3 separate regions of the Homo sapiens genome follow, and regions 1 and 3 are each linked to region 2. Evidence: read pairs that join two places in POLR2A ChIA-PET (ENCODE). Cell type or tissue: MCF 10A. All regions are shown on one strand.

Region 1 (8,000 bases), 220 kb before region 2:
GGTGGCTCTGTTATCTGCGCCAAGGAGCAGATCATGCGATATCCTGCTCAGGACACGTGAGAGGAGAGGGAATGTTCCTGGAAAGACAGAAGCAAGGGAGGAATGAAGAAAGGGAGGGAAGGTGGAAGGGACTCCACTGGTTTTTCTTTTGAGGCAACTGTGATGTTTCCAGAAAGAGCCTTACGTTTGTAGGCAAAAAATGGGGGTTTGATTCCTGGCTCTGCCAGTTGGAGCTTCGGTAACCTTGACAAAGTCACTTCATCTCTATATACCCAGTTCATCTGGAGCAAAGAATGTTGATTGTGTCCTTAGCACACAGCAGAAAGGGCCATGAGCTTAGGCCACAGAGGCCTGGGTTCAAATCTTGGTTTTGCTACCTGATAGCCAGGGGACCCTGGGTAGGTACTGAACCCCTCTGCGCCTCACTTTCCTTCCTTGTGATGTGGTGATGATAACAACACCAAGATTTCCAGGCCACGGTGAGAATTACACATGTATGTATTTATCTAACTATCCACCCACCGTCTGTTTATTTATACTCTGCCTTATTCCCAAAAGGATTTCTCTAGCTATAGGAAGATTCACTGAAACAGCCCGGAAGGGGCATGGCACATGGGTGATGCCCACAGTGTTACATTCCTTTCTCTGCCCATCTCACAGGGTTGTGGTGAGGCTCCAGTGGGATAATGTTTCTGAAAATGTCTCACAAAGTGGGAAATTTCATACACATGCAAGTGGGGAAGAAAGGAAGGGTCTGGGGAAGCTGAGGCAGGAAAGCGTGTCCAGCAGCTCACAGAAAAAAGAGTTTGGGCTGCTGAAGCTCTGAGGTCTTCCACCTACCAGCTGGGGGCCCCTGTGCTGTGGCATCTGGAATAAAGCAGATGTGGGAGAAGCTGCGTCTACAGGATCCTGTAGTGTCAGAACTAGAAGGAACCTGAGAGTGTATTTGGTGCAACCCCCCACCATTATACAAATGTGGGAACTGTGGTTCAGAGAGGGAAACAGCCTTGCCTCACATCACCCAGGGCACCAGAGGCAGAGCTGGGCCAAGACCCCCCATTTCCTGATGCCAGGCGCAGGGTGCCATTTCCACTGCCCCATGCACCTGGGAGCCCAAGGCACCTCCCTCACTCTGGCCTGGGGCACCTGGAAGCAGGTCTGCAGGAACTTCACTTCCCAGGAGGAATTCTGGGAGCTTACAGCAGAAAGGCTCAGTCCGCTCACCTGTAAGTGTGCCTGGGGCCCTACCCTGTTGACATGCCCAGGGGCTCCTGAGTAGTGACGTTAGCCAATGAATAGAACCCGCAGCCAAGACCAAACACAGGGCCTTATTGTTAGGGACACTGATTACTGCACTGGGTTGGGCATTTATTTATTATCACCTCTTTCTTTTCATTAACAGAAAGCAAACATTCCCCACCCCAGTAGCTAGAAGGCGACTTACCTGCACAAGAAGACAGGTGATGTCTCTCAAGGCTGGGTTAGAAGCAGATCCGACCTACTTACACAGTCCTTCCATCAGATCCAACGCAGGCGAGGGGAGGAGAGATTCAAGTCACACCTAGCGAGAGCACCCTCAGGATGCAGAGGCTGTTACTAAACAATGTCGAAAGCTGTGGTGTGGGGTCAGGAGCCAGACAGATCTGGCCCTGCTCCGCGCTTTGCTTCCTCCCTGAGCCTCGGTGTCTTCACCTGTAAGATTTTAGAGGTTAAAAGGATTAAATAATATATATGTGTCAGCAGCTAGCATGGTATCTGGTACAGGGCACTCAGTAAACAGCTGTATCTCAGGGCACAGCGAACCTTGTTTCTGCAGATGAAACTGTTGGGTAACAGACACTCCATAAAGGTTGATCCTCTGAGGCTGAGTGTCCTCTTCTAGGAGTCTTAAAGACAGAAAATGATAGGAGAGGGTAATAGCCCACATGTCATCTCACGCTGGGCAAGGGGAGAAACGTGGTAGCCTTTTCAAGACACTCCATTCTCCTAGTTCAGCTTTCCTGTCAACGTTTCCGTCTCTCTCAGAGCTCGCAGCCCCACCGATTCCATCAGTGAGTGATCTGCAGTCTCTCTCATTCTTCCATTAGGACAAATCATTCAGATCCTTCTTTCTCCCCACTAGAAGCACCTTTCATTTGGGAGGTCCAGGTATTCTTCTTGCTCCCACTTCATAAGCTTCAACTCCTTTGAGATTGTGTGTGTGTGTGTGTGTGTGTGTGTGTGTGTGTGTGTGTGTGTGTTTCCGCCCCCCACAGCCAAGGTAGAAGTTAATTGAGACCTTCAAATAAAGCTTCCAGAAGACCTGATTCAGAGACAGCATTACCTAACGAGGATGGCTGAGCAGTGCTGAGTCTGAAGTTGAGACAAGGTCTGGATCTCCAGGGGACAGAGCAACAGAAATACTCCTTACTTCCCTGGCTTCCTCCCACAGGGGCCCTCCGCTTCCTGTAGTGCCAGGTAGGAGCTAGAGAGGCCCAGGGCCCCTAGGCGGAGGCCATCGCCCACAGCCTCACCCTGGCTGTCTGTGGCTTGGGGCAGGGGCCTCTAATTTTCCAGATTATTTGTTACCTCCAGCAAAATGCTTAACAACAGCGCTAGGGATGGGCATCTGAGCACATGAACGATTAGGTTTGACCTAAACAGATTGTGAAAGCTGGAAAAGACCCCGAGGCATCACTGAAAGCATTTCCCCAAAGAGTGAGGAAGTTTTGCAAGGTGATAGAAGATGGTAGTGGATAAAAGCACTGTATTTTCAAATAAGTTTGGAAAATATTGGGGTTAAGTGGATTTCTTTACTTAGGACTTCTCAGAGCCTTTAATGTACCAGTGCAAATTGGGACTCTCCAGGATGCATTTCTCAAAAGCATCCCATGAAACGGTGATTCGGCCACTCTCTGGTGTTACGGCGAGGAAACAGGCACAAAGTCCTAGGGACAGGGCCACCAGGGAGACCGGAGTCTCTGCATTTTCCCTGGTATCAAAACTAAGCCCATTCATCCTTTTTCTCATTTTGTTTTTGCCTTGTAATCAGGGGCAGAGGTGGTGGGATTGGAGGGTTTATTTATTTAGATGTATGTACTCTGAAGACCAGAACTAAGGCCAGTGGGTAAAAGTTCCTGTTGAGCAAAATTTCAGCTCCACCCAAGTAAGAACTTTAAAATAATTAGACCTGTTTGGACATAGATGGAGCCAACTCATGCAGTAGTGAGCCGCCCATCACTAGAGGGGTCTAAGCCACAACCTACCAACCACTGAATGGTATAGCAGGTTGAATGGTGGTCTCCCAAAAAGATAGGTCTGTGTCCAGATCCCGGGAACGTGTGAATGTGAGCTTATTTGGAAAAAGGGTCTTTGCAGATGTAAGGAGGTTAAGAATCTTGAGAGGAGGAGATCATCTTGGATTCTTGGATTATCTGGGCAGACCCACAATTCAACAGGAAGTATCCTTATAAGAGTGGGGTAGAGGGAGATGACGCACACAGAGAAGGCCTCACAAAGACAGAGCAGAGACAGATGCAGGGACAAGCTAAAGAATGCTGACAGCTCCAGAAGCTGGAAGTGATGAGGAATGGATCTCCCTAGGGCCTCCAGAGGGAGCGAGGCCCTGCCGACACCTTGATTTCCGACTTCTGGCCTCCAGAACTGTGAAAGAGGAAGAGTCTGTTATTTTAAACCACCAAGTTTGTGGTCCTCTGTTATAGCAGCCACAGGAAACCAAGAGAGGTAGGGGTGCTGAGGAGGAAGGCGGCGAAGGAGTCTGCACTGAGTGATCCCAGGGCCTCTTCTGACCCCCTGCCCACTGGTCGTCACCCCCCATGATACCTTTGATTCGGTGATGGGATAACTGTGGTAGGATTCCGCGTCTGTCCCGGGAAGGGGGAAAGCAAATGGACTCAGCTTCAAGGCAGAACTTGAGCTGCTGCTTCCGCAGCTCTGCCAGAGCCACCAGCAAAGGTGCCTACTTTGGCCTCTTTAGAAGATAGTCCCTTAAAGTCAAAGAACCTACAACCAGCTTCTAGCCCCCAGGGTGTCATACCATCTCCACTAAGTGGTCAATGGGCTGCCAGGCAGGTGCCAGTCAAGACTGGCTGAGAAGCTACGAGTTGGGCTATGAGACCAGCTTCAGTCAGTGTCAGTCAGCACAGGGAGGCTGAGCAGCTCAGGCACCGGCTGCAGCTACAGAGGCCTTGCTGGGTCTGTTTTGTGTCCTGGGGTCTCCTGCCTCAGGGACAGAAATCAGCCCAGTGACCCTCCCCCTGCCATAGGCACACACAAGGGAGGAAAGCTGGCACCCATCCTCCACCCCATGTGCAGCCTGTTCCCTTCCTCTGCTACACGCGTGCACTCTTACACGCACTCAGGAGCTCTGTTGCAACAGCCTCTGTGCCCGGAGACAAGCGATAACACGCCCTCCTGCCCGTCTCTTCTTGCCTTTAGTGCCTGGCAAATTAAGACCAAACCCAAGTTGCAGGGCAAAAGAGGATCAATTACCAGGTAAAGGAGGAGGCTGCGGTTTGAATGTCTCAGCAGCATTTTGGGGAGACCTGGGGACAGGATAGAGAGGGGCTGAGGCCAGTGCTCCCTTCAACACTGCCAGTTGTCCAGATGCCTGCAACCATTGGTAAAAGCAAGTCTCAGTTGCTTTGTCCCTAAAGCCAGGAGCCCAGCTGGTTGTGTCAATCAGGGCTGGCCACTCCCTTCAGGGCTGGCCACTCCCTTCCTCTTTGGGGAGCAGAATGAGCTTTGCCCACCTGGTAGAGCGGTGCTGGGTGTCCTGGGCAGGAGTCCCAGCCCTGGCACACCTGTGTGTGCAGTCTGACTGGCTTACCTAGAGCCCAGCAGCCCTCAGTGTCCTCCCTCCTTCCCTCCCTCTCAGGGTGGGGAGGGTTCCCACCTGCCCAGCTTCAGTCCGGGCAGACCCATGCTTCCCCCCACACCCTCAGAGACCCAGGCATCCACCTTCAGAGGTGGCCTCTCTTTACCTGTTGGTTCCCCCTTTCCAAATTAACCCCAAACCCCAACACCACTCCCCAAACCTGAGTCTGGGGGGAAGGGAACGTGGCATTCTCCCCTTTCTAGGTCAGAAATGTTTTGTAACCAAGCCCTCGGGCTCTGCAAATGTTTGCTTGCAGGTTGCTTTGCTCAGCTGGGGCAGGGCTGGGCTGAAGCCCCCATGTCCTCAACTGCCTTCTTCCCCTCCCTTCACCACCCTAATTTCAGGCTCAACTGTGCGCGTTTAGGGCTTCATTAAACTCTTGTCTTGCTTTCAGAAGAGACACTTTCTGCCCCAGGGAGTTGCTACCATGCTTTGTGGAGAGGGCAGGTCCGAGCAGGCTCCAGGTGAGGGCCTGTTGGGAGGGAGAAGGAACATCCTTGCTGGAAGCTGCCTAGAGGTGGCCAAGGGGAAGCTAGCGGGGCGGGAGGCTCAGAGGGTGCCCACCTTGGTGAGGGTCCCCCCGGCACAGAGGGTCTCCCTATCTCCACCACCACCGCTGCGTGCCTCGTTCAATGATCGCAGGTCGCGGTGTCCAGGTCACCCTGTTCCCAGTGCCTGCCCCGCCCTGCCCCACCCTGCCCAGCCAGCGAGCAGGAGCCTCCCGCACCTCCCAACTACTGCTGGCCGCACCCTGCCCTCACCGTCAGGAGGGCCAGGCCTCCCACCCCAAGGGACCTCGCCCACTCTGCCCTCACCTCGCACGTGGGGCCAGGCCCCCCCATTCCAAGAGACCTTGCCCACCCTCCTGGGGCCCTCGAGAGGAGGAAAAGGATCCAGAAAGTGGGCTCTGTGATCCAGACCCTCAACGCAGGCACGTGGTGACCACACTCCCAACCACTAGGACGGACCTGCCTTGTACTGGTCCCAGGAAGGACTCCATGGGGTGAAACTTTCTAGAGAAGCATGTCTCAAAGGGCCTGCTGGCTTCGAGGCCTGGGTTTGCCCCTTACTACCTGTGTGTCCTCCAGCAGATTACTGCATCTTTCTGAGCCTCAGTCTCCCCGTCCGTAAATTGAGGGTACTATACCTGTTCCCTGAGGTGTCCAGGGGAATGGAAAGACATAACGTAGGAGAGAAAGCCTGTTGCTCACTTAGGTAAAAGGCTACACAGACATGAGATATTACTTCTATCAAGGCTGGGCAGGCTGTGAGGAAAACTGTAATAGAGCTTTTAGCATTGTCCCCAAAAGAAAATGCTACGTGCACCGCCCCCATTTCATTCTGTAAGTGCTGTGTTCCCTGCATGCTCTCTCCCTGGCCAAGAAAAGCTCATCTTGCCACCCCCTGCATATCTTTCCTTGGGCTTCACAAGCCCCCTCAGGATTACTTCATGGGTATTCTCCATTGCTGTTTTTACCAACAGGGAAACTGAGGCAAGGAGCAGGAAGGCCCTTGTGCAGATCACACAGTATGTCTGTGAGATGGCCAGGAGCCCGAGCCGGGGCTCCCGACACCCTGCTGGATCTTCAAGGTCCTGCCACTGTCTCTGGGATGAATCTGCTTTCTAACATTCTTTAAGCTTATGCAGGGGCAATCATGAAAAACAGACAGTGTTCTGAAGAGTGTGGCTCTAAGTTAAGGGACTTGGGACTGTCAGAGCTGGCAGGGACCTCAGAGGTCTCCTAGGTTAACCCCTTGGAGCACTGGGCCTGGCAGAAGGGGAGTAGCTGTCCCATCACACGGCTCTGGTCTCAGAGCCTCTCTGCCCCAAACAGAGATGGGCTCACCCCTCTGTCCCAGGAAGCATGGTCCTCCCCCAGAGAAGCTCAGAGGCAGGACATGTCCCCAGGTGATCCCCGGTCAGTCCAGGTGACCCTGCTGTCTCCATTCTTCTGTGGGATGACACTGAGCCCAGGACCCCAGGCTTTCCATCTTCCGCTGGGAGGCCCCAGAGCTGCAGTCTCCACACACTTCAAAGGCCTTCTGGACATGATCTCATTCAGCCTCACCTGCTCGCTTGGGGTTGGGAGGGGGCGGGGAGAGGTCATTGAAGAACAGTGACTTGTCACAGCCACACCCTTGAGCAAGTCAGTGTTCCTCTGTGTACCTCAGTTTCCCCATCTCTAAAATGATGGTTAATAGGACCTAGTGCTAACAGTACCTAGATGGCCTGCAGTTGTATTAGGGCCAATGAAGGCAACAGCAAGTTGCCTCATGGGAACACTATGCCCTTCCTCACAGGTAGGAGGAGGCCACAACACAAAAGTTCCTTTTATGGGATCTGGTGTATGTTGGAGGTTGAAGGTCATTAGCCCTACTAGCCATAGAGGCCTGGGGGTGGGGATGCCAGGCTGCCAACCCCATCAAGGGCTCAGTGGACAAATGAGTCCGTAGTCTATCTTTTTTGGAGGAGGCCCACTTACTTCCTGAAGACATTCAGGAACAACCCTATAAATGCTACTTCTCTTCCCAAATCGCCAGGCCAGGCCAGCAAAGCCCATGCTTATGGGCCTCCTCCTGTTTTCCCAAGTCTCCCCTCTGCAGCCACTCCAAGGGCCCTGGTGGGCTGGGAGGCTCTACTGCTGCCCTGCTGGGCTCCTGCCCCCTGCCGGGCTGGGTGGAAGCCCCCATTGTCTGAGTTCTTCCCAAGTGGCAGGGGGCTGTGAGTTCCAACCTTCATAGGATTTCTAACTTACTGTGTGGCCTCAAGCCAGTCTCCTGGCTTCTCTCAGTTTCCCCACCAGTAAAATAGGGCTAATGACCATCAGCCTCCTGCGCTGGGGTGTTGTGAGAATAATTAAGGTTTGTGAAGGGCTTTGAGATCCGTGGATGAAAGGCCCTGGAGAAGGAGAGTGTTATTATCCATTATTAGTACTGTTATTTTCCACGCAAGGATCTCAAAGCCTTTCAAAGACAGTAATTAGTACCTTGCAGGGGTGTTTTGAGGGTGATTAGTTCCATTTCATATATGGGAAAACTAAGGCACAGAAAGAAATCAAAACAGGGCAGAAGGGTAGGTGCTCACCTAGTATACCTAGAATTTGATGCTGCCCAGGCTTGGGTG
Region 2 (8,000 bases):
GGTGAAACCCCATCTCTACTAAAGATACAAAAATTAACTGGGTGTGGTGGCACATGCCTGTAATCCCAGCTACTCAGGAGGCTGAGGCAGGAGAATCCCTTGAACCCAGGAAGCGGAGGTTGCAGTGACACAATATCATACCACTGCACTCCAGCCTGGGTGACAGAGCAAGGCTCTGTCTCAAAAAAAAAAAAAAAAAAAAAAAGCAAGGAAAAAAAAAAAAAGCTTCAGTGCCCCTTCCCCCACCATTTTCTCTAAGACATACTCCAGATTTTTAAACTTGGCATGCAAAATGACCTTAACAACTTGGCTACCCAACTTAGTTTTCCAGCTTCACCTCTTGCATCTGCTGTTTTTGCATTCAGATATCAAGCTCCCCGAACCAACCATACTTTATACCTCCTCACCTCTGTATGTGCTGTCCTCTCTCTGTAGAATCCTCTCACATGTCCAGTAATCTGTAAAGTTATTTTTGATGCCTGAGGCAGAGCCAATTACACCCTTCACATTCCTCAAAGAAACTTGAACACCCTACTATTATAGTATGTATCACCCTGAATTGCAATTAATTCTTTACGTCTTTCTCCCGCAGTACACTGGCAATTCCTTGAAGGCAAAGACGATGTCTGTTTTTGCTTATCACTGATTCCTCTGCACCCAGAACCGTACCTGGGACACAGTAGGAGCTAAACAAATATTTCTTGAATGAAGGAAATGAAAAAATAAGTGAAAACATGAACAAACCAATAAAAGGGGAAAGGGTTTCTCTTTTGATACCTAGTACAGTGGTATGGTACTCACCAAACTTAAGAATGTACTTAATAAATGATTGCTGAATAAAATCCTGACTGAAGCATACGGGAAAATCTGAAACCATGAAGGGATCTGGAGTTATTTACTTTAAGAAAAGTTATGGAAGCTGATTATCTTTGGGGTAAAAAGGAAATGGATTTTTAAAAGCCTATAAACTTCAGGGAAGAAGCGCCAAGATACATGTGACAAGGCAATCTGAGCTCCACTCAGATCCAAGAACAAAGGGTTCCTGGTTTAAGCTATGGAAGTATCTGTTCCAGAAAGCAGCTGGGCAGAATTTCCTCACACGAATAGCTCTTAATGTATGGGAAAAAGAAAAGAGCAAAACAAAACAAGCAAAGGCAGCAAAAGGGAATAATTAGTGTAAACAGTTTAGTTTTTTTTTTAATGCATTGGACAAACTCCAAGAAGGAAAAAAAAAATGTTGTGGGATAAACATCTGTTCACTCGGAACATGACAGAGCCCTTGACAGGCTCTGCGGCCTGTGTGTGTCCTTATGTGCCCGAGGTTTATATTTATGCTTCCACTGCTCAGACAGCCCACAGAGTGGCCCAGAAAGAGAGACCTATTCCAGGCCAGGACGCACTCCTCTAACTCCACGTGGGGGTGTAGGGGCAACTCTCATTCGGTTGTGTTTGACACAACAAAAAACACACTGAAGGGAAGAAGAGCAAATACCAATTGCACATGTGGAACTGCTCTACTCCACCTGCACTGGGTTCCATCAACACTGTATTTTATTGACTGCACGGAATGCACAGAAGTGACCAGACACCACACGTTTATGGGGATTAGCACTGTCTTTCCATCCCTATGATCCTTGGTATCAAGATGTTAAGTGCAACAAGTTGTAGGAGTCTGTTTTCTTGTGCCAGATGTGCCTTTTGCAATCAGTCACTGAGTCTAGGAGTTTCTAAGAAGAGAACTCCATGAGAAAATTCATCTTCAGTTTTCAGTACCACCTGATAGTTTCTAAGAGGTGCATAGCAGTGGGCCTAGAGATGAAGCCAGATGGAAATGATCTAGCAATGTGCAATGGGCAGTGCCCTGAGGAAAACACCCACAAGGGGTGGATGGCCTCAATTCTCATCTCCATGACGATAGATCACATTACCTTAGAGCCTTGGGCCACGTGAGTCCAATTCTGAGGCCTCTGACCCAGCTCCATCAGCCCAGCCGATCTTACACAAGTCTCACCCTTAGGAGTACATTGTGTTAAGATGGGGACAGATTGCCTCACCCTTACCTTTCTTTCTGGCTGGGTTCACAACTTCTCTTGCTCTATCATCCGATTTACTCCATTTTCTCTTCCTAAGGCCCATGGCTCTCAGTTTTTCATTATTCTTATGGCATTCATGTCTAACTCTGGCATTCTATTAGATATCTGGCAGGGGTGACTGCCTTTTGCTTTTCTCCTAGACCTTTGTCCCCAGCACCATGTGTACATTTTCTGTGACCTGCCTCAAGACAAGAAAAATGTTCTTTTTCTCCCCTTAGGCATAAAGCTCTCTGGGTCTCTAAAGTCTCCCTGATAGCCAGCTACTGACTTACTCCACATAACACAAGAGGTCACATTTAACAGAATTATTCTGAGAGTGGCCAGTTGGGGCTGTTAAGAAAACTAATTCTCAAGCTGATCCTGGCCCACCTGCTGACTTGGCTGGAAGAAGCGCTGGCACCCAGAGCTTCACACTCAGAAGAAGGTCATGGGGGAAGCAGGGTGGCTGCCGGCTGGGAGGCATCTGAGGAGAGTGAGGATTTCACTAGGCTGGCCACAAAAGATGACACCACCGTCTTTTTTCGGGGGGCACCTCATTCTATCTGTCTACACACAGATATGCCTACACCCACAATAAAAATGTTTATAAATAAAAATATTTGGTACTAGTTTTGATTTTCTACAGAATTGGGACTAAAAAACCAATTTATTCTTACACTTGTGGATTAAATGGTAACTCCACAGTTTAATTTTATCTGAAAGGGGGAAAAAAACTGACATCTAGCAGTTAAACATGTCTTTGTCACTAGAGGCCTATGACACAAATCTCGATGATATTTTATGAGAACATGTATAGCTTTTCTCCACTTGTGGCTATAATTGCTGTTGGAGAAGCCCCAACATGTAAAGGTTGATGCTTCTGAATGTGCTGAAAGATGCTGGAACTAAACCATGCAGTGACAGCTATCAAAATGTCACCAATGCAGTGTCATATTCAGTCAAGATGCTTAAAAATTCAAATGTTCAACTAACACTGCTCTAGTGTGCGAGGAAGAGCATTACCTGGCTGGTTGGTAGGGAAATGAAATGAGATTATGTGCATAACAGCACTTAGGAAGAAGCCCGGTGCAGGGTTGGCTGAGCTAGGAAGAGCTATCATTCGCTGGGCACTGACTCCATAGAGTAGTGTATGCCAGACAGTAGTCTCATTACACATGTTTTAATTCAATTAATCCTCAAAACTGTGAAGTGGATACTATCCTCATGCCTGGGTAAAAGGTGACAAAAAGGAGGCTAAGAGAATACCCAGCTACTTAGTATTGGAGGCTGGATTCACATCCAGGTCTGTCTGACTTTGGAGTCTCTACTTTAACCGTTACTTAAGTTCTGGTTTCTCAAAGCATCCTGAAGAGAGCCATGTACATTTCAGGTGCCCTTTGTCTTTACTGTCCCGGTGTGAGGTATGCGCTGCAGGGCCTAGCAATGTACTCTCTTTACGTGGGCCTAAACACCCACTGGTATTTTTAAAAAGACAAAATACGGTATTTCAAGTTTCTAAATAATTTTTATTTAAACAATTACAACTCCTTGCCACTTGCTCATTAATTGAAAAGGTTTCATTTGAAATCACTAGTATTTATTCTAGGAATTAGTAGTTAGTTTGAAGAGAAGGTTGCAGTAGCTAAAATTTAAATTTATACTAATTTAGGGCACAGGAAGCAGTATATAATATAGTGAATCATGTTTCAAATGGAAAGCAAACAAAAGAGTGTCCAAATGTTTCATCCTATATCTATCAGAGTCCATTTCTGGTGCTAAATAAAATAATTAAAGATCTCTGCCCTCAGTTTACCCCAAGTGCAAAATGAAAATAGTACCTCACTCAACAGATGAGTGATTAAATTAGCTGCAGCTGGGCCAGCTTGGCATTAAGTAACTGCTGTGCAAGACTTTTTGACCGCAAAAGAGCAAAGTGGAGGGGAACAAGAGCCAAAAAGGACACACCCACCCATTTGCGCTCCCTTTTGTATTAGGAATGCAGGGCCTCAGCATTGCCCAAGGGGTTTCAGGGTAAGATGCTGGACAGGTCTGATAGACAGTTCTGGCTAACCCTTGCTTGAAAAGGGGAAGAGTTTGGGTTCTAAGTAGCTCCAGAATAAAAGGAAGAAGGGTCTTTGAGACACTTTGGGAGTTTGAGCCAAACCAGAGACTCTGAAAATGGGGAAAGCAAACTGGAATTTCCTTGAAGGCCTATCTCTAATTTCTACTTTCTACCTACCCCCAACCCAACTCTTGCTCCCATCCCCATTCCCATTCCCTGGAGTCATCTGACTGGAAACTGGCTCAAGCTCTGAGTGAGTCACTGGTTGACCCCAGCACCTAGACTCCTGGAGCCCCCCAGGAACCCTAGGAGACACAGTGAAGCCCGTTGGTACAAGCAACTCAAAACAAGAATGTGCCAACTTCCCAAAAAAAGGCAATGGTTGGGCATGTGCTCTCTGCTCCACAATGGCATTCTTCAAATGCTTTATAAGCCACTTAAAAAGAAAACTGCCTACCCATAATTCCCTGAAGACGTCTGGCTGGTTTATGCAATTTCCCAGTTATGCATCTTTCCTGTAAAGGGAATCTGTTGGAAAGCTGGCTCTGCACAATTGGGAAACTTGGGACCATCATGATTAATCATTAATAAATTCACAGAGAACCTCGCCTCATGGTTTAACTCTGCGGTAGTCTCCAGAAAATTTGAATAAATGATTCTAAATATTTTTTAAAAGCATAGATAGTAGAAATCTTCCATGTACTTTCTGACAACTCTTATACAGATTACAAATTTCTGTACTTTCCACACTCTCCCAGGAATCCATTGTCTCTAACACCTACCAGACTGCATCCTTTGCCCATTTGCCCACACTCACTATTTCATCCCACCTACCTACTCTTTATTTAAAAAAAAAAAAAAAAAACAATTTATATGTTCCTTTCTATGTTCATTTAATTTAGTTTTCTGGATCCATGTGTATGCAGTATTTGCACATGCTAGATGCTAGTGCTAAAAAAAAAAACATTAAATATTTAGGAAGTACCGCCCATGGGTTCAACTTTTTATTAGGAATAATGAGAGATAATACAAAAAAAGCCATATTTGTGTGATCGTGTGCATTGCACAAGTATGTGAATGTGTGGGTGGTGACTGTGCATACGTGCACTTCTGGGGGCTCCCTTAAATTACTGCCTCTGTAGCCTAATGCTGTGGCTGACTGAACAGAAGAAAATGTTCTCAACACAATGTATGATAAGATAAATTAATACATACCTGGATAGGTGTCTGAGGAGCCCGAGGAGGATTAGCTATCACATAACCATACACTAAGCTCCATGCACGGGCCCAGCTAAAAAGAATATACTAAAAACCAATCATGGCCAGGCGCAGTGGCTAGTCCTGGAATCCCAGGTTTTTGGCAGACTGAGGTGGGAGGATCCCCTGAGGCCAGGAGTTCAAGACTGGCCTGAGCAACTTAGTGAGGCCCCAACTCTACAAAAATAAAAATACTTAGCTGGGCATGGTGGTGCATACCTGTAGTCCCAGCTACTTGGAAGGCTCATGGAGGAGGATCACTTGAGCCCAGGAGTTTGTGGTTACAGTGAGCTATGATTGGCCCATTGCACTCTAGCCTGGGTGACAGAATTAGACTCTTTCTCTTCAAACAAACAAACAAACAAAAACCCAATCATTTTCTGGGTTTCTTTCAGGATGTAAAACCCTTCCAGATTATTACCTTTTACCTAACTAAATTCTGGCAATTTTTTTTTTTTTTTCCCGGCGGGGATGGAGTTTTGCTCTGTCGCCCAGGCTGGAGTATAGTGGTGCAATCTCGACTCACAACCTCTGCCTCCTGATTCAAGCAATTCTCCTGCCTTAGCCTCCTGAGTCGCTGGGATTACAGGTGCTTGCCACCACGCCCAGCTAATTTTTGTATTTTTAGTAGAGATGGGGTTTTGCCATGTTGGCCAGGCTGGTCTCGAACTCCTGACCTCAGCTGATCCACCCACCTTGGCCTCCCAAAGTGCTGGCATTGCAGGTGTGAGCCACTGCATCCGGCCAATTCTGGCGATTTTAGAAACATCCATATTGGTCTACTCACAGTGCCCTAAAAATGCCAGGCACCCTCTTGCATTCATGCCTAGTTCACATGTCCCTTCTGTCTGGAATGACCATTCTCTCCTTTACCTCCTGGAAAACTTGTATTCTTTCTTCAATGTCTTATTCAGATGTCACCCTTTCTTTGAGTCCTTCTTGGACTCCATAGCAGACAGAGCTCACAGCTCTTTCCACTGGGCTGCTATGGTTCTACGTGCACACCTCTATTACAAAATTCATCATGCTGTCCAAGTTAGTTACTTCTGTGCCTGACTCTGCCAGTAGACTCTACTCTTCTTGAGTGTCGGACATCTTCAATCTTATTCCATAACCTCCCATCCTGACTTAAAAAGTGTCAGTAGACTGTCTGACATGTCATAGGCACTCAAATAAATGTTGTTGGTTGAATGAATGAATAATGACATATTACACTAGTTCTTTAGAAACAAACAGAAACTCCTGAAATTGAAATAAGTGAATTCCCTCAGAATGCAGGAATTTGAGATAAAATGTTTTATCCTTTAGCCATTTAAGTGAAAAGAGAACTTGTTGATGATGTTAAAGTTCCAAAAAATGCTTTTCATACCAGTAAAATTTCCAGACATGCATTAAAGCAGAATCAAGGCCGCCAGACAGCTTAAACCACTGGCGATAACTTCAGACAGAGAAAGAAAGGGCAAAGGCATTAATGAGAATGAACAAAAATTTCCTACTCTGCCAACTTAAAATCTCTTTTCAATTTAGAAAACCTCCCACAATTCCTGTGTAAAAATTCAAAGTGTAAATCACGCAATAATTAACAATAATGCAGGCAAAAGCTGCATTAGATAAGTAAGATTAACAAGTGTAGTAGAAGTCTCAAGCTATATTACATAGCCTTATTATAATGCTGAAAGAAGGAATTTGACTTCCAAACAATGAAAGAGACAAACAGCAGAATGGTCCAAGAAATGGAGAATACAAATTCAAGCATGGATATTGCCAATCCTAACAGATGAACATTCCAAGGAGCTCATACTGGTACTGAGATTTAGCATGGTGGCAGATAGTCCCACTCTGAAACCACTTTTGCTGCTGGTAGTTTTAGGGCCGCCATGAGGCATAAACTGAGGAGCTACCTTATTACTACAACAGTGTGTATTTCAGTACTTTTTAACTTTCTTGTGTTGATGTAGTTATTCAAGTGGTCATTTTTGTTTTCCCTTTGGATCTGTCTTTTCTCCCTATGTAGCCCTCTTCATTTAGAGTTTATTGGTACAGTTTTACTATCTTGCTGATTTAAACCTGATATAAACATTTTGTTGTTTTTATTTTTGAGTTTTTTTATTATTAGGTGAGGGTGAACATTGTTCTATGTTCATTAGTTGTTTCATTTCTTCTTCTGTAAACTGAACAACATTGCTCTTTTACCTATTGAGATTTTAAGTCTTCTGATCAATTTAAATAGAAATGCTGTTAACTTTTTATTATATTTGTGATCAATATCATTCCAGTTTTTTAAATAGTTTTCATGTTATTTCTGACACATAGAAGAAAAGCTCAGCTTGCATGCTTGGATAACTACTCATGATTATATCATTAGTAGGTGGGATATCAGAGATTAGAACCCAGGCCTGCCTGACCCCACAGATCAGGTCCTTAAATAATTTGTTGGCTGGGCACGGTAGCTCATGCCTGTAATCCCAGGACTTTGGGAGGCCGAGGCTGGCAGATCACGAGGTCAGGAGGTTGAGACCATCCTGGCCAACATGGTGAAACCCCTCTCTACTAAAAATATAAAAATTAGCTGGGCATGGTGGCGCATGCCTGTAATCCCAGCTACTCAG
Region 3 (8,000 bases), 63 kb before region 2:
GTGACTTGGGTGTTTTAGTAGATGCCTGGGCTGGCCAAGTCCTTGAGGGTGTTTCCAGGAATATTTATTAAACTTATTTTGGTACCTGAACTGAAGTGATTAGTTCAGGGCCAGAGGACTTGATGGACACTTTCCAGTAGAAAGAAGGTGGAATGCAAGCAAAGAACTTTACATTTAAAAAATATGAAAGATGAGACTATTGTAATTGCAAACAGAGTATGTCTAATGGCATGAACCCTAACCAAGTCTTTGTTCAGAAATGTGTTTTGTAAGTTTGTTAACATCTCAAACAAGCCTTTAAGAGGGCAGTAATCTTAACAGATGTCCACCATCAGGATTTTCTTAGCATGTGGAAAAGTATTTTAAGTAAGCCCCCCAAAACAATAACAGACTTAGCAGATGTTGTTCTACTAAGAGTTGGTATGAACTACTTGTAATGATGCCCAGTCACTCAAGACACGAAAAGGGTAAGGGGAAGAAAAGTTTTTTTTTTCTCTTGTTGCATCTTGATTCCAGGCCTACTACCTGCTGTTGATTGCATTACAGTTTCTTTAAGAAGTGAAACTATTTTCAAAAGCCAGAGGTCAGGAGTGAGTGAATTTACTATGAGTTTGTTATAAAACTCCAATGAATGGCTTTACTGCTCTTAAATAGGTACAGATCACTTTTCCTATGAATTACCTTTAAAATATTTTCCCTGGAAAAAAAAACAGTGCATACAATAGTTATCCTAGACTAACCTACAAACATTTTTCTAACTCCTTCTTTCTCACTGCACACATGTTTTAATGATGGTCCAAGAAAGATGTAGAGAACAAGAAAAAAGCCTTCTGCCTTTCCAGGACACAGAAGGGTATCTACCTGATTTCTATTACCTGGTATTTACTAAAAGTTCAGGCACATAAATAGCACTAGGTAACTTCACGTGCACATCACTGGTCTCTGTGTTCAAGAAGTCAATCTGTAGGTAGCTAAAGCTTGACCTCCACATGAAAATGAAAAGATACCAGAAGATGAGATTAGCACAGGTTTCCAAAGTGCTCCTTGCTTGAGTTTTTACAACACCTTTACAAAACAGGTAGCAAGTGTCAACATACTCATTGTAGAGAGAAGAAAGAAACCTGAGGCTTGAGATGGATGATTTGTCCAAGCTGGAAACAGTGAAACTGGAATTGTAATCTTTCTCTGTACCTGGAGTTTTCATATTTGCTTAAGAATAATCTGGAGGGGGTGGGAGGGCTTGTTAAAAACTCAGATACCCAGATCCCACCCCAAAGAAGGCAATTTACTAGGTTTATTCAGCAGGTCGGAGGTGAGACCTGGGAATGTGCATGCTAACCTGTTCCTTAGTGGATGCAGGTGGTCCTCACACCACAGTTTGAAAAAATACTGCTCTAGACCTCATGCAATGATGCACGGCCAGGGCTGGAATGGGAAGGGGTGTGGTCAATGCAAATGTGCCTCCCATCCCCGTGGCATGGGATCACTGACTACTTGAAAGGCACTGTGGACAACAGGAAGGTAAGGAAAACACAGGTCTGCTCTTAAGGCCTAGTATGGGAGATAAGACATTTATTGAAACTACCAGAAAAAAGGTGGTTTCTGCCAGATGTACACATGGGTAAAATGAGTGTGGTTATATTCAGGTAAACAGAAGGCAAGGCAAGGAAGCAGTCAAATCAAAACTGAGGCTGGAAGTAACGAGGACACAGACACTACTTAACAAGGCAGGGCAATGGATCCGAGGCCAGGTTCTCAATGTGGACAGCAGACCATGCGTCCTGCACCACACCGAGCAGCTTTTTGCCCATTGAGAAAGGCATATTTCATATTTCAGGCTGCCCAGGGTGCCTACTGGTGAGGGGTATCTACCTAGAGAGGAAGCAAGAACAGGGATAGATCCTGATGCGATGCCAATGGTGAACTGCAAAGGAAAGAAAACGTGAGGTTAAAAAAATAAAAAGTTCTGTTTAGTTGTAAAGTGAGAGATGTTCTGGAGATTAAAAAAAAAAATCTGGGCTTTGAGATTGAATCTCAGCCAGGTTCACTGCTGAAATTTCTCCTTTAAACTAACAAATTCTAAATGTTATCTGTCTGGCTCAGGCCTTTCTTGAACTCAGAACTTGTAACTCAACCTGCTCACAAGCAACCCTGCCCCCAAAACCTACTCCCATATCCACCTCATCTCAGAAAATGGCAGCTTCTATCTCTTGGTTCCCAGACCAAAAACCTCTGTCATTGCTGACTCCTTTCTCTCACACCCCATAGTCAATTGGCCTGGTTGGCCTAAGAGGCGCCCACTGAGAGCAGGGCTCAGAACCTACTGAACTTCTCACTGGGGCTAAAACCTCCCTGGATAAGCTGGGGCAATTTCACCTCAGGGCACTGGCCCAGTTCTCCTGCTGTTCTCTCTGCCTGGAACTCTTCCCAGCCATTTGCGGGGCGGGCTTCTTCACCTGCTTCAGGTCTTACTCAAATGTCAGCTTCTGAGTGAGGCTTCCTGAACCATCTATTTAAGATAAGCCCCTTCCATCTCTGGTACTTGGTCTTCTGTGTTGTCGTTTTCTCCGTGGCATAAGACATTCTACACGTATTCACTCATCATCTCCCCCCATGACTCCTCACTAGAATATAATCTCCTCCAGAATGAGGATCTGCCTCTGTTTTGTTCACTTTTATAACCTCATTATTCTTAGCAAGAATAATGCCAAGCATATTAGACACTTAAAAAATATTTGTAGTATTAAAGTCCAATGAATATAAAAAAGAGATGGAAGTCAAATTTCTAAATGAACATTAAAAGCCAATAAATGTATATATCTTTATGGAAATAGTCATTATGGAAAAGAAGAGTTTAACGGTCTTGGAAAGGGATTGGCAAACTTTTTCAGTAAAAGGCCAGGTAGTAAATATTGTCATCTTTGCATCCATAATGCCTGTATTGCAGCTACTTAGCTCTCCTGCTGAAGTGCAAAGGCAGCCGCAGATAATATGTAAATGAATGAGCACGGCTGTGTTCCAACAACATTTTGTTTATGGATACTAAAATTCAAGTTTCATGTAATTTTTACGAGTCATGAAACATTATTATTTAAATATTTTTCTAACCATTTAAAAAATGTAAAAGTCATTCTTAGCTGTGGGCTGGATTTGGCCAGGAGGTTTTAGTTTGCTGACTCTTGATCTAGGATTATAGAAATATTTGACAGTTCTACAGATGCTGAAAGTACGAAAAGTATCCAGGAAGAAATATAGGCAAACCCCACCCCCCTAGAATAGGTTATTAGCAAAAATGAAAAGAGGCCCTTTGGTCAAACTTCTTAGAAGCTATATTCCATCAGCAGGTAAACCACAGGAATTAGCTTTTTTCAGGCAAGGGTGAGGTGAGCATTAGGCAACTCGTGGACTGTGGGAGTTCTCACAACCATACTAGATTGTAACTGTGCAAGAGGGAGCTATTTATATGATTTTGAACGAAGCTTGAGGCATATTCTGGTGCTTTTTAACTTCTATGTTAGGTGAAAAAGCTGCCTACAAAAGCCTTCCTCCCACCCAAAATACTAGCTGTTAGTTGGTGACTGATCCTCAGAAATATTAACATGAATCATATATGCTCTTTTCACAGTGCAAAAAGAGATAATTTTAACACTCAGAAAATGTCATAAACCACACAATAGAGAAGCTATCCAGCCTTCAAATTGTAAATAAATAAAATCCTGTTCCTGCATGGAAGCCTCTTCCTCCTTTCGATTCTGATGCTTCCTCCTCTGGATTCTGATGCCTGCAGGGCTGGCTGGTGTTAACCGTGTTCAGTCTGATGCTGAAGGCAGCCTTTGCTCTCCATCCTTCCTCCCTGGCGCCCACCCTTGTTAGCCCGACTGTCTTTGGGAACCCATAGCACTCAGCCTTGCCCTTTCTCTAGCTGCTGCTCTTCTCACCTACAGACAGCTTGTGGCTGCCCTGTCTCTACTGCGATCAGCCCGGGTTGGCCTAAGCAGCACCAGCTGAGAGCAGGGCTCAGCCTTTATCCAGGCTTCAGGAAAGAACCCCTGAGTTAATTTTCTTCTTCCTACTTGGAGAAACAGGTATTTTTGTCTTTGATCCCTAAGCTCTGTTTTCTTTCTCTTGTTACTAAACAGTTCACTCCCTATCCACTCTCCTTTTTTTGCAACTTCATCATTTTTCCACATTGCACCGTTTGGCACAGGAGAAGGAAAGAACCACATCAAATAAAGGAATGCAACCACAAAAGCTGCCTTGAGAAACAGGGCCCCAGATTTTTTTTTTTTTTTTTTTTTTTGTCAATTTACCGTTTTTGGACTTGTTCTCCCATAATCAAATCCTCCCTATCGTGCTAACAATGTGGTGGTGTGTCAAAACATTGGAATTCTGCTTCAATCAGCAACCCAGAGCTTAATAGGAAAATGAAGCAACAAAATGTTGCTCTTACTGTTAACCTTAGGCTAGGCCTGTCCTTAGGATGGGGACTGTTTGCTTCTTTATGGTAAATGGGCCAAACGTTCAGTTTTGTGAGAGCTTGCATTGTCAGCAGAGGCCCACAGCAGTGTCTTGAGCACCATTCAGGCACGCTTCTAAAGCTCAAGTACCGCAAACTGAAGTACGAAGCATCCCACAATTTAGTAAGCCAGAGAAGAGTTAAGACTAAATTTGTTTGCAAAAATTTTAAAGACACATTCATTTTACTGGCAGCAAGTCAGGGGTCTGGCTCTATGACACTCATGTCTGCAGTTATCACAAAAGGGCTTGCGTGAAATTAAAGTGGTTGTTTTGTTTCTTGTTTTTAAATTAAAAATGTGTGCAATATGTAAACCATTTAGGGACAACAATAAGGTGCCACAATTCCAAACCAAAACATTTGCAAGTCACCACTCTATGTCCTCAGGGAGTATGTGATATAGTTAATGTTTCTAATATTCATCATCAATGAAAACATCAGTTACAGGTAGAGAATTTCTGATTTAGCAATTTTTTAATCTTTTGTGATTAACTGGGTAAATTAAACTGTTTGAAGGTAAGTATTTTTGTTGTTTTGGTTTGGTTCACATGGAGTCATGTGCCACTTTGGTTAATGTGGGAAATAGCCTCTTCTTCAACATCATCTGTTGCATATACAAGCAGTGAGTAGAAGTGTATCTGTCCCTGAACACCAAAGTAGTGTGACCTCCCTTCAGAGATTTCTCTTGGGGAGAGAGGAAGGGGTGGGAGGAGACATACCTTTTCTCCCACCCTTGTTCTAGCATAGCATATTGGAATCTCAGGGTGGAGAAATGTGTTATTTGAAAAGAAGGAAAAAAGCTCATAGCTGGTTCTGATATGGACTAAAAGGACAGACTACCTGACTGCCCCACCCCTGAGAAATGCTGTTTCAACCATACAGAAGGAATCTTCTATCCTCAGAAGTTAAAGACCTCAGTTAATAGGTAAAGTTGCTGCTCTTCTAATTTTGGCAACATTCAGCCTGGCCCCAGTTCTACCTTGAAGAGCCGAGTTATTGGTGTCATTCCAGTTGCCCATTGATCTTCCTGTCCCCTCTGGAGACCTCTACTCTCACTCCCACCACAGCTGCCCAATAAGCAGAGAGTACGATCAAGTCAAGGCGGTGAACAATGAAGGGAAGAAGGGCAGAGCCAGTTTAAGGGGCTGTAGGCAGGTGCTTGCTTGTAAGGACCCTCTCTCCTCCCCATTCTGCTGATGCAGCTCAGGTGCCAAGCCCGGGTGCCTGGCCCTGGTGCCAGCTACTGCCCCAGGAAATGTCCACAAAGGTGAGCATGGGGAGCAGGACACAGACACTGGATGGGGGCACTGTCCCCCTCTGCAGTGTGCTCCCCAAACCAGCTGGAAAGCAGGAGGAACCATTTTCTGGAGCAGACTGGGAAGAGGGAATTGAGGAGGCTATAAGTGTGGTTAGTGTTTTAACAAAAATAAGATATATTCAGTAGATTGCTATCATTTCAAAAACATTTGATCTTACTAAATATCCTGTTTACTTAATAACAGGGAAGTGGGAGTTCAGTTCTGTTAATATCCATCTGTGCAAAACTAGGAATCTATTTCTAAATAACATAATTTATTTACCTGCATCTTTTACTTTTAAAAAATATCCACTAATTTAAATACTATTTTTAGCCAATTCTCTAAAATAGATGATTCAAAACAGCCACAATAGTAACAAGGGCCCACACTTCCCCAGACAGAGTGCGGGGCGGGCCTGCGGGGAAGCAGGGCCAGGGTGCCTCATGGTCCAGGCTGCCTAGAACTCAGGGGAACCTGTACTGAGGCGCCTGATAACTCCAGAAGATGGATGTGTTTGCTTTCTTTAAACCAGTGACACAAGACACAACAGAAAGGGAAAGATTTAGTCAGGAAGAGAAGGGGTTCTGGGAACTGTAGACAAGGACAATGCCAATTTAATTGGCCAAATATAATTGAGGTTGGCCTAATAACTTTTTTGGAAACCACTTTCTTGGTTGCTTGAGAATTTGGATTGCTACTGTTTTCTTAAGGCTTCAAAACCAAAACACTAAACATGTACTAATAGAGCAGTATTAATAGCACAAAGGGGAATGCAAACATGACTTATGAGAAAAGTTGTATGGCTGGCCCATAGCTATTATCTCCTGCCCCTGCAGCATGTGAAGGTATCAATACTGCATCCATGGCATCAATGGGCCGAAAGTAGTTTCGCTCAGACTCACGTGGAATCACATGTTGAATATTCATAGCTTCACTTCTGGAAGCTATGACTGTTTTACCCTGTATGGCAAATGGGACTTCGGTGAGATGTGATAAAGGTTAAGGACCCCGACATGAGGAGATTATCTTGAATTCTCTGGTTGGGCTCTCCATCAATCTAGGCCTCTTGGTGTAAGGATTCAGTTCAAGACACTCTTAACTCTCAGGATTCCTAGTACTCTCCAAAAATAACACTTCCACAGAACCCTGTGTAGGCATTTAGAGTCTTAGAGGAGAGGGCAGGGAAGGGTTCACAACTTCTGGGCCATCCGGCAAGTGCTGAGCATGAGAATATGTAAGGTCCACCACAGAGCTTCCGGCCATTCGATGGGGCCCCAGGCTCACATCAGCACCTCCCTTTCCCAACAAGACCAAGACTGCTTCTCAATACAGTCTGGGGCTAACTCAGGACAACTTGCTTTTCTGGATGTTTCCTCATTTCATTAGGAACCAACTTGGGATCAGGGTCACTCTGGAGCAAGGCGAGCCCTTAAGTTCGCTCCCATCACATTCTGAAACTGTTAAGCTGCAGGCATGCTCATTGCCTGAACAACAAACACACCAACCCAACTCTAGACTTGAAACAGAGATTGGGCATATTCTGAGTGACTTCTGCCTCCTAGGCAGGCGAAGGACTGAAGACAAACACTGGAGAGAATAAATGACAAGTTCATATGAGTAGAACCAAATCACAAATGTAAACGACAAATTTCAATCAACAACAGGGGAGCTGAACACATTATAGCAAAGTCTTCCAGTGGAGTACCATACAGCCACCAGGAAGATAGCAGCCTTCAGGTTCTGAGGGCCACTTAAAAAATACATTCATTATTTCCATTCAGACAAATGGCCATGATATATTGGATAGGAAAAATGCAAGCTGCAGAATAGTATGTAATATGTCATACATTTTTTTGTGGCTAAATTAAAGCAACAACAACAACAACAACTAAATAAATAAATACCCCAAACTGATTTAATAGGGCAACACTGCAAACATACTAAATCGACGTACTTCGTGTTTCTCAGTAAATCATGTTTCCCCCCTGCACTTTCACTGAGGCTAAGACTTGAGGCCCACTGTCCCAAGGAAGAGGGTGGCACCACCCAAGTCAGAGAAATGCCAGCACAGGGAAGAAGAAGGATGTGGCACCGGATGAGCACATCCCTCAGACAGGAATGGAAAGAAACAAAAGCAGAAAGGGGAGAAGTTTAGAGGGAAAAGGGACTGCCTGGTGTCCCAGAGG

The links. ChIA-PET counts read pairs that join two places held together with the same protein. Peaks named below come from ENCODE experiments on the same cell type or tissue, not always from the same donor. Only the 100,000 strongest peaks of a DNase experiment are listed, where the experiment ranks them.
Region 1: POLR2A ChIA-PET joins it to region 2 with 13 read pairs; 3 of 35 experiments call an interaction of 5 or more read pairs at or near these places.
Region 3: POLR2A ChIA-PET joins it to region 2 with 24 read pairs; 7 of 35 experiments call an interaction of 5 or more read pairs at or near these places.

What each region holds. Positions count from the first base shown.
Region 1 is chr2:28,374,881-28,382,880 of GRCh38, reverse strand. It overlaps LOC105374383 (a long non-coding RNA gene), which reads right to left and starts at 5,526. Exons shown (of 3, transcript XR_939876.3): 1 at 5,441-5,526; 2 at 1,445-1,692. RefSeq lists enhancers at 1,969-2,469, 2,470-2,970. In MCF 10A, no CTCF peak of the experiment used is centred here; DNase peaks (open chromatin) are centred at 4,410, 4,730 and 5,310.
Region 2 is chr2:28,157,735-28,165,734 of GRCh38, reverse strand. The region is part of intron 7 of BABAM2 (BRISC and BRCA1 A complex member 2); the gene reads right to left. All of the region lies in intron 1 of LOC100505736 (a long non-coding RNA gene), which reads left to right. Among named protein-coding and RNA genes, the nearest start is that of BABAM2-AS2, 150 kb to the left of the region's middle. In MCF 10A, no CTCF peak of the experiment used is centred here; DNase peaks (open chromatin) are centred at 4,034 and 4,594.
Region 3 is chr2:28,221,152-28,229,151 of GRCh38, reverse strand. The region is part of intron 7 of BABAM2 (BRISC and BRCA1 A complex member 2); the gene reads right to left. Among named protein-coding and RNA genes, the nearest start is that of BABAM2-AS2, 85 kb to the left of the region's middle. In MCF 10A, a CTCF peak has its summit at 566; a DNase peak (open chromatin) is centred at 4,361.